Regions from separate parts of the Homo sapiens genome. Here region 2 is linked to region 1. The links are chromatin loops, found by intact Hi-C in ENCODE. Cell type or tissue: chondrocyte. All regions are shown on one strand. Each heading gives the region's core, and the rest is flanking DNA. Links, peaks and the distances in the headings are about the cores only.

Evidence for each region. A loop is a pair of places that touch in the nucleus more often than their neighbours do. Peaks named below come from ENCODE experiments on the same cell type or tissue, not always from the same donor. Only the 100,000 strongest peaks of a DNase experiment are listed, where the experiment ranks them.
Region 2: a loop joins it to region 1, with 2.4 times the contacts of the local background. A loop is called at or near these places in 13 of 110 quality-filtered maps.

Annotation. Positions count from the first base shown.
Region 1 is chr7:75,655,086-75,661,470 of GRCh38, reverse strand. The region is part of intron 1 of HIP1 (huntingtin interacting protein 1); the gene reads left to right. Among named protein-coding and RNA genes, the nearest start is that of HIP1, 81 kb to the left of the region's middle. In chondrocyte, for the core only: no CTCF peak of the experiment used is centred there; a DNase peak (open chromatin) is centred at 2,880.
Region 2 is chr7:75,708,915-75,716,894 of GRCh38, reverse strand. The region is part of intron 1 of HIP1 (huntingtin interacting protein 1); the gene reads left to right. Among named protein-coding and RNA genes, the nearest start is that of HIP1, 26 kb to the left of the region's middle. In chondrocyte, for the core only: a CTCF peak has its summit at 3,708; no DNase peak of the experiment used is centred there.

The DNA of each region.
Region 1 (6,385 bases), core at 1-5,000:
CTCCTCAGTAGCTGGGATTACAGGTGTGCGCCACCACGCCCGGCTAATTTTTGTATTTTTAGTAGAGACGGGGTTTCACCATGTTGGCCAGGCTGGTCTCAAGCTCCTGACCTCAGGTGATCCGACTGCCTTGGCTTCCCGAAGTACTGGGATTACAGACCTGAGCCATTGTACCTGGCCTTTTTTTTTTTTTTTAACAGGGTCTCATTTTGTCACCTAGGCTGGAGTGCAGTGATGCAAAGATGGCTCACTGCAGCCTTGACCTCCCAGGCTCAAGTGATCCTCCCTTCTCAACCTCCTGAGTAGCTGGGACTATAGGAGGGCATCCCCACACCACCTAATTTTTGCATTTTTGGTAGAGACGGGATTTTGCCATGTTGCCCGGGCTAGTCTTGAACTCCTGGGCTCAAGTGATCCTCCCGCCTCGGCCTTCCAAAGTGTTAGCATTACAGGCGTGAGCCACCACGCCGGCTACTTGGTGTCTCTTGATTTTTTTTGCTGCCTGCAGTGACTGCTCTTCCCACCCTAAATGCAGGCCTTCCCCGATGCTATGTCTTTGGTCCTCTTCCCTCTTTATGCTTTCCCCATTATCTATAATAATAAACAAAGAGATGGAGAGAGGGTGCTGAGGGCTTTGAGGATGAAGGGGGTTCTTTGTTGCTTTGGCGGTATTGTTGGTTTTTTGTCATTGTTTGCTTTTTTCTTTTTTTGTAATGGCAAGAGGGATTCCTCAGGGCACGATGGAAAGAGCTGGAAGGAGGCCAACAAACCACGTGCCTTTACTATTTTCATATGCCCCAAACATTATTCGTCTTGATAGTATTTTGCTGATCCTGTCTACCGGTTGCATTCCCTCCCTGCTCTTAACCTCTGTAGCATTCTGGTAATGCTTCTCTTACCAATCAAGTAATCATGCTGCCTTTTTTGTGTGTGTTTTCGTTTTTGAGACAGAGTCTCAATCTGTTGCCCAGGCTGGAGTGCAGTGGTGCAATCTCGGTTCACTGCAACCTCTGCCTCGTGGGTTCAAGCAATTCTCCTGCCTCAGCCTCCCAAGTAGCTGGGACCACTGGTGCACACCACCATGCCCAGCTAATTTTTGTATTGTTAGTAGAAACGGGCTTTTGCCATGTTGGCCAGGCTGGTCTCAAACTCCTGACCTCAAGTGATCCACCCACCTCAGCCTCCCAAAGTGCTGGGATTACAGGCATGAACCACTGCTCCAGGCCCATGCTGCCATTTTTTTTTTTTTTTTTTACCACGTATCGTATCTTAAATACTTCGGCAGTAGACTTAGGCTGTCTTGACACCAGAACCTGAGTTTTTTTGTGTGTTTTGTTTTGTTTTTTGAGACGGAGTCTTGCTCTGTTGCCAGGCTGGAGTACAATGGCACTATCTCGGCTCAGTGCAACCTCCGCTTCTCCGGTTCACGCGATTCTTCCGCCTCAGCCTCCCGAGTAGCTGGGACTACAGGTGCGCACCACCATGCCCAGCTAATTTTTGTATTTTTAGTAGAGACCGGGTTTCACCATGTTGGCCAGGATGGTCTCGATCTCTTGACCTCGTGATCCACCCACCTCGGCCTCTCAAAGTGCTGGGATTACAGGTGTGAGCCACCACCCCCAGGCCAGAACCTGAGTTATTTTACATCCCTTGGAGCACTTAAAAGTGCTCGCATATGGTGGGTACCCAATAAAATGCTTTCTTAGCAGCATCTGCTAAGAGGAAGACCGTGAGTTTTTGAGGCAAGTAACCCCAGGTCTGATCCTGTTTCTAGTCTTGTTCTTGCCTACCTTTCTTTTTTTCTGTCTTTTTTTTTCTCTTTGAAATGGAGTCTCGCTCTGTCACCCAGGCTGGAGTCCAGTGGCGCAATCTTGGCTCTCTGCAACCTCTGCCTCCCAGGCTCAAGCGATTCTCCTGCCTCAGCCTCCCGAGTAGCTGGGATTACAGGCGTGCGCCACCATACCTGGCTAATTTTTGTATTTTTTGTAGAGACGGGGTTTTGCCAGGTTGGCCAGGCTGATCTCGATCAAGTGATCTACACACCTTGGCCTCCCGAAGTGCTGGGATTACAGGTGTAAGCCACCATGGCCGGCCCTGCTTATGTTTCTAATAACAGTAGTTGCCACAAAGCATTGTGAATATTAAAGATAAGGATGCATGTCTGGCAATGGGCATTCCCTCCCCTTACTGAGCTGGGAAGGAGCTAGAAGAAGGGGAGTCTTATAGGCACCAGCGTGGGGGATGCTAGGACACCTAGTGAGCCCAAGGCCAAACATTTTTGCAGGCTTCAGGATTTGGGGGAAAGCCATTTGCAAGATTGCTCTGGTTTGCCATAAAGCTTTCAACCCTGGGACTGGCCAGAAGTAGGACGAGACAAAATGACCCAAAGCAGTGTGTGAGGACACGTCAATGTCACTTGATGTGTTTCCACCTGGTGAATGACTGGCGAGTCATTGGAATTTCACTGTACTTGGTAGGCCCTGGCCCTTTTCACATTCACATAGTCCTGCCTTAGTTTGCTTTCTTCCTGTTTTTTCTTTGTTTGTTTGTTTTTGTGTGTATGTGTGTGGTTTTTTTGAGATGGCGTCTCACTCTGTCACCCACACTGGAATGCAGTGGCACAATCATAGCTCACTGCAGCCTCCCCAGGCTCAGATGATCCTCCCACCTCAGCCTCCTGAATAGCTAGGATTACAGGTGATTTTTTTTTTAATCTTTTCTAGAGACAGGGTTTTGCCGCGTTGCCAGGCTGGTCTGGAACTCCTAGGCTCAAGTGATCCTGCTACCTCGGCCTCCCAAAGTGTTGGGATTACAGGCATGAGCCACGGCGCCTGGCCTCCTGCTGTTTTAACAGCCTTTTTCCTGCCTCTTTTTCTCCCTTGGCCGCCACTGCACACATGCCAATACCCAAACCCAGCGACCTCTGTGCCTCCTTTCCTGCCCGCAAAATTCAGCTGCTGGGAGGACATTCCAATCCTTTTCTCAATTCTGGCAGCTCTTCAGATGACCTCCACAAACTAGTCCTGAAGCTGGGCAGATTTGTTCTCCACCCTCCAGAATTCCTTCAAAAAATGAAGAAGAGGCCGGATACAGTGGCTCACGCCTGTAATCCCAACACTTTGGGAGGCCAAGGTTGGGGGGTATCACCTGAGGTCAGGAATTTGAGACCAGCCTGGCCAACATGGTGAAACCCCATCTCTACTAAAAATACAAAAACTAGCTGGGTGTGATGGCAGATGCGTGTAATCCCAGCTACTGGGGAGGCAGGAGAATCGCTTGAAGTCGGGAGGTGAAGGCTGCAGTGAGACGAGATCACAACACTGCACTCCAGCCTGGGCGACAGAGCAAGATTCTGTCTAAAAAAAATATGAGGAAGAGATTGGTAAGCCAGCAAGTAAATCCTTTTGGAGTGTCCCAGGGTGTAGAGTTTGTTTTTGAAATTTTTGAAATTTTTCTCTGTTGGTATTTTTAGATCAACCACATTCTTTTTAACTACTGCATAGTATTTCTTAGTACAAAAGCATCCTAATTTTATTTTTCTTCATTTAAATGTGTATGTGCGTGTGTGTGTGTGTATTTAAATTCTAGATTCAGGGGGTACATGTGCAGGTTTGTCGCATGGATATATTGTGTGATGCTAAGGTTTGGGCTTCAAATGATCCCATCGCCCATATAATACCCAATATTAATAGGTAGTTTTTCAGCCTTTCTCCCCCTCCTTCCCTCCTGCCTTTTGGAGTCCCCAGGGTCTATTCTTCCCAGCATTATGTCTGTGCACTGAGTGTTTAGCACCCGCTTATGAGTGAGAATGTGCAATATTTGGTTTTCTGTTTCTTTTCTGTTTAATGCACTTAGGAAAATAACCTCCAGCTGCATCCATGTGGCTGCAAAGGACATGATATTGTTCTTTTTTTTAAATTTAATTGCTTTTTTTTTTTTTTTTTGAGACAAAGTCTCTTGTCCCTCAGGCTGGAGTGCAATGGCGGGATCTCGGCTCACTGCAATCTCCACCTCCCGGGTTCAAGCGATTCTCCTGCCTCAGCCTCCCGAGTAGCTGGGATTACAGGTGCCTGCCACCATGCCTGGCTAATTTTTGTATTTTTAGTAGAGACAGGGTTTCACATGTTGGCCAGGCTGGTCTCGAACTCCTGACCTCAGGTGATCTGCCCGCCTCGGCCTCCCAAAGTGCTGGGATTACAGGCGTGAGCCACCATGCCCAGCTGATATTGTTCTTTTTATGGCTACGTAGTATTCTATGGTGTATATGTACTGCATTTTCTTTCTCCAGTCTACCATGGATGGGCACCTGGGTTAATTCCATGTCTTTGCCATTGTAAATGGTGCTGCAATAAACATACATGTGCATATGTCTTTTCGGTAGAACGATTTATTTTCCTTTGGGTAGATACCCAGTAATGGGATTGCCGGGTCAACTTTCTACTATTGCTGGAACATTCAAGTTGTTTTTGCCTTTCCCTTGGGAATAGTGCTTCAGGGAATGTCCTTGAACGTGGCTCATTGTGAACTTGTGGGAACATTCCTCTAGGATAGATTCCCAGGGGGTCAGACTATGTGTATATTTGAAATTTATTAGACCCTGCCAGATTGTCCTGTTCAGAGACTTGTACCACTGCAGGACAAATATTTTTCTTTACGGTTTAGTCATTCTATATCTTGCTTAACAAAGTCTTCTCAGCCAGGCGCAGTGGCTCACGCCTGTAATCCCAGCACTTTGGGAGGCTGAGGCAGGCGGATCACCTGAGGTCGGGAGTTCGAGACCAGCCTGACCAACATGGAGAAACCCCGTCTCTACCAAAAATATAAAATTAGCCAGGTGTGGTGGCACACGCCTGTAGTCCCAGCTACTCCAGAGGCTGAGGCAGGAGAATCGCTTGAACCCAGGAGGCAGAGGTTGCGGTGAGCCGAGATCATGCCATTGCACTCCAGCCTGGGCAACAAGAATGAAACTCCATCTCAAAAATCAAAAAGATCTTCTCAATACTAAAGTTGGAAACATATTTTCTTTTTTTTTTTTTTCTAAGTTTATAGTTTTGCTTTGTGCCTTTGGCTCCTTACGCAAGCTAGGATGTTTCTCCCCCAGAGTGAGAACTTCTTCTCACTGTTTGGTACCATCTGAATAGCCTGCCCTTTCCCTACTAATTTGAAATGCCACCTTTATTATAAACTAAATTCTGATAAATATATAGATTTGGTCTATTTCACTAACCCATGGTCTATGCCTACCATGTGTTTTGGTGTGTGTGTGTTTGTGCTTTTAAAAAAAAATGGGGTAAAATACATATAACATAAAGTTTGCCATTGTCACCATTTTATTTTTATTTTTTTTCTTTTTGAGACGGGGTCTTGCCTGTCACCCAGGCTGGAGTGCAGTGGCGCGACCATGGCTCACTGCAGCCTTGACTTCCCAGGCTCAAGCGATCCTCCTGCCTCAGCTTCCCGAGTAGTTGGGACCACAGGCACGCACCACCACACCTGGCTAATTTTTGTATTTTTGGTAGAGACATGGGTGGTTTCACCAAGTTGGCCAGGCTCAAACTCCTGACCTCAAGTGATCCACTCACCTTGTCCTCCCAGAGTGCTGGGATTACAGGTGTGAGCCACTGCACCCAACCTGTAACCATTTTTTAAGTATACAATTCAGTGGCATTAATTACATCTATAATGCTGTACAACAATCACTGCTATTTCCATAATATTTCATCACCCCGAACAGAAACTCTTACTCACTAATAATCTACTTTGTGTTGACATGACTTTGCTTATTCTAGATCCTCATATAAGTGGACTCATACAATATTTATCCCTTTGTGTCTGGCTTATTTCTTTGCTTTGCTTGTCTTTTTCTTTTCTTTTCTTTTCTTTTTTTTTTGAGACAGAGCTCACTCTGTCACCCAGGCTGGAGTGCAGTGGTGCGATCTCGGCTCACTACAACCTCCGCTTCCTGGATTTCAGCGACTCTCCTGCCTCAGCCTCCCAAGTAGTTGGGATTACAGGTGTGCGCCACAACACCTGGCTAATTTTTTTTGTATTTTTATTAGAGACAGGATTTTACCATGTTGGCCAGGCTGGACTCGAACTCCTGACCTCAAGTGATCCACCCACCTGGGGCTCCCAAAGTGCTGGGATTACAGGCGTGAGCCACCGTGCCCGGCCTGTGTCTGGCTTATTTCACTTAGCAGAATGTTTTCAAAATTCAGCCGCAGTGCATTATGTATCAGAACCTCATTCCTTTCTATGGCTGAATAATATTTCATGGTGTGGATAGACCACATTTTGTCAATGCATTCGTCTGTTGATGGACACCTGGGCTGTCCCCACCTTTTGGCTGTTGTGAATAATGCTGCTGTGAACATGGGTGTGCAAG
Region 2 (7,980 bases), core at 1,452-6,451, 54 kb before region 1:
TCCAGTGAGCTATGGTCACACCACTGCACTCCAGACTGAGTGACAGAGTGAGATCCTTTCCCCCCCCCTAAAAAAAAGCTGGGCGTGGTGGTTTATGCCTGTAATCCCAACACTTTGGGAGGCTGAGACGGCAGATCACAAGGTCAGGAGATTGAGACCATCCTGGCTAACACGGTGAAACCCTGTCTCTACTAAAAATACAAAAAAATTAGCCGGGCATGTTGGTGGGCGCCTATAGTCCCAGCTACTCGGGAGGCTGAGGCAGGAGAATGGTGTGAACCCGGGAGGCGGAGCTTGCAGTGAGCCGAGATTGTACCACTGCACTCCAGCCTGGGTGACAGAGCGAGACTCCATCTCAAAAAAAAAAAAAAAAGTCCAGGCACGGTGGCTCATGCCTGTAATCCTAGCACTTTGGGAGGCTGAGGCGGCGGATTGTCTGAGCTCAGGAGTTCAAGACCAGCCTGGGCAACTTGGTGAAACCCTATCTCTACTAAAGTACAAAAAATTAGCTGGGCATGGTGGTGTGCTAATCCCAGCTACTTGGGAGGCTGAGGTGGGACAATTGCTTGAATCCAGGAGGTGGAGGTTGCTGTGAGCCAAGACTGTACTACTGCACTCCAGCCTGGGCGACAGAGCAAGACTGTCTCCAAAATAAAAAAAAAAGAGAAGTCAGGAATCGTAGATTGGTGATGATTGTTTTTGTCTGGAACTTTCCATACTGGAAAGTAATTATAGGGTGATGTGGTTTGGATATTTGTCTCCACCAAATCTCATGTTGAAATGTGATCCTAGATGTTGGATATGGGACCGAGTGGGAGGTGTTTGGGTCACGGGGGCGGATCCCTCATGAATGGCTTGGTGCCCTCCCCGCAGTCATGAGTGAGTTCTCATTCTGTTAGTTCATGTGAGAGCTGGTTGTTTAAAAGAGCCTGGCTCTCTCTGTTCCCTCTCTCACCATGTGACACGCCTGATTCCCCTTCCCCTTCCCCTTCCCCTTCCGCCTTGAGTGAAAGCTTCTTGAGGCCTCACCTAAAGCTAAGCAGATGTGAGTGTCATGCTTGTATAACCTGCAGAACTGTGAGCCAGATAGACATCTTTTTTTTTTTTTTTTTTTTTTTTTGAGACAGGATCTCACTCTGTTGCCTAGGCTGGAGTGCAGTGGCATGATGACAGCTCACTGCAACCTCCACCTCCTGGATTCAAGTGATTCTCCTGCCTCAGCCTCCTGAGTAGCTGGGATTACAGGTGCCTGCCACCACATCCCACTAATTTTTCTTGTATTTTTAGTAGAGATGAGGTTTCACCATGTTGGCCAGGCTGGTCTCGAACTCCTGACCTCAAGTGATCCTCCCACCTCAGCCTCCCAAAGTGCTGGGATTACAGGTGTGAGCCATCACACCTGGCCTTTCTCTCTCTCTCTCTCTCTCTCTCTCTCTGTGTGTGTCTCTCTCTCCCTTCTTTCCTTCTTTCTGTCTTTCCTTCCTTCCTTCTTTTCACCCTTTTTTTCTCAGGGTCTCATTCTGTCACCCAGGCTGGATTGCACTGGCACAATCATAGCTCACTGCAGCCTTGACCTCCTGGGCTCAGGTGACCCTCCTGCCTCAGCCTCCTGAGTCGCTGGAACTACAGGCACACACTGCCATGCCCAGCGAAGTTTTTAATTTTTTGGCAGAGATAGGGTCTCGCTGTGTTGCCCAGGCTGGTCTCAAACTCCTGAGCTCAAGTGATCCTCCTGCCTTGGCCTCCCAATGTGCTGGGATTACAGGTGTGAGCCTCTGCACCCAGCCAGCTCTGTGGTTTTCTTGCCCGATGTGCATACCCTCAGTCTAATCATGGGAAAACATCAGACAAACCCATATTGAGGGATATTCTATAAAGTACCTGACCAGGACTCTTCCAAAGTGTGAAGGTCATGAAAGAGCAGGAAAGGCTAAGGAACTGTCACAGACGGGAGGAGGCCAAGGAGACATTGCAGTCGGTGCAGCGTGGGATCCTGGATTGGACTCTGGAACAGAAGGAGGAAAACAGTAGTGGAAACACTGGTGAAATCCAAATTCATTGTGTAGTATAGTTAATGGTATTGTACTAGAGTGAATTTCTTAGTTTCAGTGACTCTTCCATGGTTATAGAAGATGTTAGTTAGGTCGGGCACGGTGGCTCACACCTGTAATCCCAGCACTTTGGGAGGCCGAGGCAGGTGGATTACCTAAGGTTAGGAGTTCAAGACCAGCCTGGCCAACATGGTGAAACCCCATCTCTGCTAAAAATACAAAAATTAGCCGGGCATGGTGGCACACCCCTGTAATCCCAGCTACTCGGGAGGCTGAGGCAGGAGAATTGCTTGAGCCCGGGAGGCAGTGGTTGCAGTGAGCCGAGATTGTGCCACTGCACTCCAGCCTGGCTGACAGAGAGAGACTCTGTCTCAAAAAAAAAAAAAAAGAAAAAAAGATGTTAGTTAATACAAGGGGAAACTGGGCAAAGGGTGTCTGGGAACTCTGCACTACTTTTGCAGCTCCTCTGAAAATTTAAAATTATCTCAAACTAAAATGTTAAAAAGGCCAGGCGCGGCGGCTCACGCCTGTCATCCCAGCACTTTGGGAGCCAAGGTGGGAGGATCACCTGAGGCCAGGAGTTCGAAACCAGCCTGGCTGACATGGTGAAACCCCATCTCCACTAAAAATACAAAAATTAGCCGGGCATGATGGCGCACACCTGTAGTCCCACCTACTTGGGAGGCTGAGGCAGGAGAATCACTTAAACCCGGGAGGCAGAGGTTGCAGTGAGCCAAGATGGCGCCACTGCACTCCAGCCTAGATGAAAGAGTGAGACTCCATCTCAAACAAAAAGAAAAAATAAAATAAAATGAAATAAAATAAAATGTTAAAAAAAAAAAGAGGCTGGGCACAGTGGCTCATGCCTGTAATCCCAGCACTTTAGGAGGCTGAGATGGACGGATCACTTGAGGTCAGGAGATTGAGACCAACCTGGCTGACATAGTGAAACCCTGTCTCTACTAAAAATACAAAAAATGCTGGGCATTGTGGTGCACGCCTGTAGTCCCAGCTACTCGGGAGGCTGAGGCAGGAGCATTGCTTGAACCCGGGAGGCAGGCAGAGGTTGCAGTGAGCCAAGATCATGCCACTGCACTCCAGCCTGGGCAACAGAGCGAGACTCCACCTCAAAAAAAAAAAAATGGCATGTCACTCAGCAAACCCTTAGGGCTAAGTGAATGTGCTTTCCCTTGCCCCACCAGGCCTTTCATCCCTGGGGACTCTAGAGACCCACATATGCAGAGGAACAGGACAGGATGGTTTCCAAAGAGGGAAAGCTGGAATAGCCCGCGTTGCATCAGAGGGTGGAGAATGTCCATTGCCTGCTTTGAAGAGGAGCTGCTCTGTTTGCCCTGGGTCTTGGAGGCAGAGATGGAGTAGAACCTTCCTAAGCAGCCTTGCAGAAATTTTGCTGTCTGCCTCCCCCTGTCGCAGTGCAGCTAGCACCGGATACTAGTAAGACTTGGCAGTCAGTCTTAGTTCCAGCTTCAGTTCTGTTCCTTATTACTTTGTGGAGACCCTGGGAACTATGTCATTGCACCCATAATATGGGATCTTGAACTGACACCTAGGCTCATTGTGTGTGTTGAACGAGAGGGTCTAGAGCCAAAGCCAGGGCTGGTGGCTGTTTCTTCTGCCCACAGCTTTCCCTAATGCCTCCAGTGGAAGCGCCCACTGCCGGCCAGGTTCCCCATGGCACTCACTTTGTGCCCTTCCAAGGGCCCTTTTCAGGGATGGCCCTGGTTTGTGTCTTCTCTGCTTTATGACCCAGAGCTCCTGTAGGCCACAGGGCTTTGCACATAAGGGCTACTGAGGAAATGTGTTGAGTGAGTGAATGAATAAGTAAGTGACCAAATGGATAAGTAAATGAGTGAGTGAATGAATGGTTGAATATGTGAGTAATTGAGTAAGTGAATGAATGATTGAATTTGTGAGTAAATGAGTTAGCAAGTCAGTGAATGAGTGAATGAATGAGTGAGTGAATGAAGGAGTATATAAATGAATGGATGAGTGACTGAATGCATGAGTAAATGAGTGAGTGAATGAATGAGTGAGTGAATGAATGAGTAAATGAGAGAGTGAATGAAAGAGTGAATGAGGGATTGAATGAGTGAGTAAATCAGAGATTGACAGAGTGAGTAAATGAGTGAATGAGAGTGAAGGAATGTGAGTGAATAAAGGAGTATGTGTATGAGGGAGTAAATGAGAGAGTGAGTGAATAAGTGAGAGTGAATGAGTGAATGAATGATTGAATGGATTCCCCTCCTGCCTGTGAAAGAGGGATGTGTACAACATATGGGCCCAAAGAGTTGCCCCTCGTCAAGCTGTTCTCCAGGATGACTCTGGAAACGTTCAGACCAAACACACACCCCTTTGTGATTTTTCCCCCTACTATTGGAGTGTGAGCCACCTATCCAGAAAAAGCACTCAGTTAACTTTTTCACATCATTTGGGCATCTCAAGTTTTAAAGCTGTTTGTCAGTGCCTGGAACACTCCTGGCCTCTCTCCTTGTTGCTGAGAACTTTTTGCCACAGGAAATCAGGCTCATTTTGAGGGCCAAATAGTAGCTAAATATAGCTTCCCGGCACAGATATTTAAAGAGCTATGTTGATGATGTTATGTCTGAACAGAGAAGAAAGGGAAGAAAATAACTTTTTTTCCCCCCGTAAAGAAGAGCAAAGTTACACCAGGTTTTCTGTGGGGCTGCAGGGAGCCGAGCGACGGTGAGGTGTCAATGTTTTAATTATAGAATCACCAGATGTTCATGCTACAACTGTCACCAGCTTGGGGCTTGGGATTTAGATTTCTGTTGCCAGGCAGTCATTTCTTTATAATTACTTCTCGTTTCTATTTAAAAATACCTTCTCCTTGGAAAGTAACCCCAGATGAGTGTGCGCTTCTCACCAAGCTCAGAAGAGCTACCAGAGGGAGGCATTATGAGAGCTACGCTGCCCCCTCACCCCAAGACTGGCAGGGGACTGGTGGAGGAGCCCTCTCTCTCCCAAGTGCTGGTTGACAAGCAGCAGGTGATAAGGGATGAGGCCCTGAGATCTTTCCTGGTGAAAAGTCAGCTGCAGATGCAGAGGCCAGGAAAGAGGGCATACCTCAGAGAGAGGTCTGGACTGAAATTCCACTCATGCCTTCCCTGGAGCCAGACGGCTTCCCCTCTATCCTCTCCTCTGGTTTCCATCTTGGGCTCATTGGGTAATCAGGATAATGTCCAAAAAAGTAAAAAACTTTAGGATGGCGTTTTTGATCTCAAATGTCCCTTCCAGACTATAAATAGGACTATCCTAGGAGTTCTGAACTTTCCTTGAGGCTGAACTTGTATCTCTTTTGGGAGAGAAACTACATGGCTCTTTTTGTAAGAAGCTCTCTGCCCAGTGAACTCTCTTAAACTTTGTATGTCTGTAAATGTCTACATTTCACCATCTTTTTTTCCTCCTTTGTTATAGCCAAGATTTTATTGGTCCTTGCTTGGTGATCAGTACACAAGCATCATGAATTATTAATGCTAGTATTAAAAAGCCTAAGCAGTGTAATTGTGATACTTTGCTAAAGAGTTTGCTAAAGAGTTACTCAAGTGATGTTGCAATCTAAGAGTTGGAGATAATTTACCCACAAATTAGGACATTAGAACTCAAAATCTTAGAAGGTTGCTAATTTGTAAGTCTTTCACAGGGAATATCCTGATAACACAGGATGTGCTATATTACACATTATATCCACAACATATTAATACTTTGGGGGAAATTCTGGACTTTTGGGAGCACAATATTGCCACAGATAGTGTGCAGTTCTCATAGGTAGACAAAAGACAGAAGACACAGTGATAATAGTAGGGGAACAAACACACATATGAAAGATGAGTAATTTAAAAGGTTTGCTTATGTCTTGGTCATTTGGGGCATGTGTCACTTTAGAGGGTTTTTTTATAATGTTCTTTATAGTCTATGGAATGGTAAGTTAACATCAAATAAAGCCTCCCTTAATCAAGCCTTCCACTAATTTCTGGTTTTAGTGAAATTAACCAGTACATGATTTTAACTCTTAAAAAGGCATTAATTAAAAAAAATTACAAGATAGAGTCTCACCGTATTGCCCAGGTAGCAGTGCAGTGGCTATTCATAGGCATGATCATAGTGCACTATGGCCTTGAACTCCTGGCCTCAAGTGATCCTCCCACTTAAGCCTCCCAAGTAGCTGGGCCTACAGACATGTGCCACCATGCCTGGCTTTACAAGATCGTTTAGAACTAACACCAGTTCTTCTCAAGCTTTTCCAAAAAATTGAAGAGAAGGGAACACTCCTTAATTCATTTGATGAGGTCAGGATTACCCTGATACCAAAGCTAGACAAAGACACTACAAGAAAACTATTGATCAGTATTCCTTATAAACATTGATGTAAAAATCTTCAATAAAATATTAGTATACCAAATTAAGCAGCATATTAAAAAAAATTATACACCATGACCAAGTAGGGTTTATTGCCAGAATGCAAGGATGGTTTAACTTATGAAAACTGGTCAATGTAATACACCACATTAACAGAATGAAGGAAAAAACCCACATGATCATCTCAATTAATGCAGAAAAAGCATTTGACAAAATCCAGCACCCTTTCCTGATAAAAACACTCAATATGCCAGGCACAGTGGCTCACGCCTGTAATCCCAGCACTTTGGGAGGCCAAGGTCGGAGGATCACGTGAGCCTAGGAGTTCAAGACCAGTCTGGGCAACATGGCAAAACCCCATCTCTACAAAAAATAAAGATAAAAATAAATAAAAAAGAAAAGAAAAATTAGCCGGGCATGGTAGCATGCGCCTGTAGTTCCAGCTACTTGGGAAACTGAGGCAGGAGAATCACTTGAGCCCAGGAGGTTGAGGGTGCAGTGAGCCATGATTGTGCCACTGAACTCTGACAGAATGACACCATGTCTCAAAAACAAAGAAACAAAAAAACACTCAACAAACTAGGAATAGAGGAAACTATCTCAACATAATAGAAGTTATATATTAACAACCCACAGCAGACGTCACATTCAATGGTAAAATACCAAATGCTCTTCCTCTAAGATCCAGGAACATTACAAGGATGCCTAACTTTGCCACTTATATTCAACATAGTACTGGAAGTCCTAAACGGAGCAATTAGGCAAGAAAAAGAAATAAAAGGCATCCAAATTGGAAAGGAAGAGGTAAAATTATCTCTGTAGCTGATGATGTGATCTTATTTTAAATGCTGTGATCCTAAGGATACCACCAAAAAGTCTGTTAAAACCAATAAGCAAATTCAGCAAAGTAGCAAGGTACAAAGTCAATATGCAAAAGTCAGTTGCATTTTTAAACATGAACAATGAACGATCTGAAAAGGAAATTAAGAAAACAATTTCATTTACAATAGCACCAAAAAGAATAAAATACTGGGGCCGGGTGAGGTGGCTCATGCCTGTAATCCCAGCACTTTGGGAGGCCTAGGTGGGAGGATCACCTGAGGTCAGGAGTTTGAGACCAGCCTGACCGACATGGTGAAACCTCGTCTCTACTGAAAATACAAACATCAACCAGGCATGGTGTTGTACACCTGTAATCCCAGCTACTGGGGAGGCTGAGGCAGGGGAATCGCTTGAACCCAGTAGGTGGTGGTTGCAGTGAGCCAAGACCGGGCCATTGCACTCCAGCCTGGGCAACAAAACTCCATCTCAAAAAAAAGTAAAAAAAAAAAAAAAAGAAAAGAAAAAGAAGAAGAAAATACTTAGGAATTAACCAAAGAGTTGAAAGGCTTGTACAATGAAAACTACAAAAAAATTCTGAAAGAAATTAAAGAAGACATAAATAAAAGGAAACACATCCCATGTTCATGGATTGGAAGATTTAATATTGTTAAGATGTGGCAAAACAACAATCTACAGATTTATTGCAATC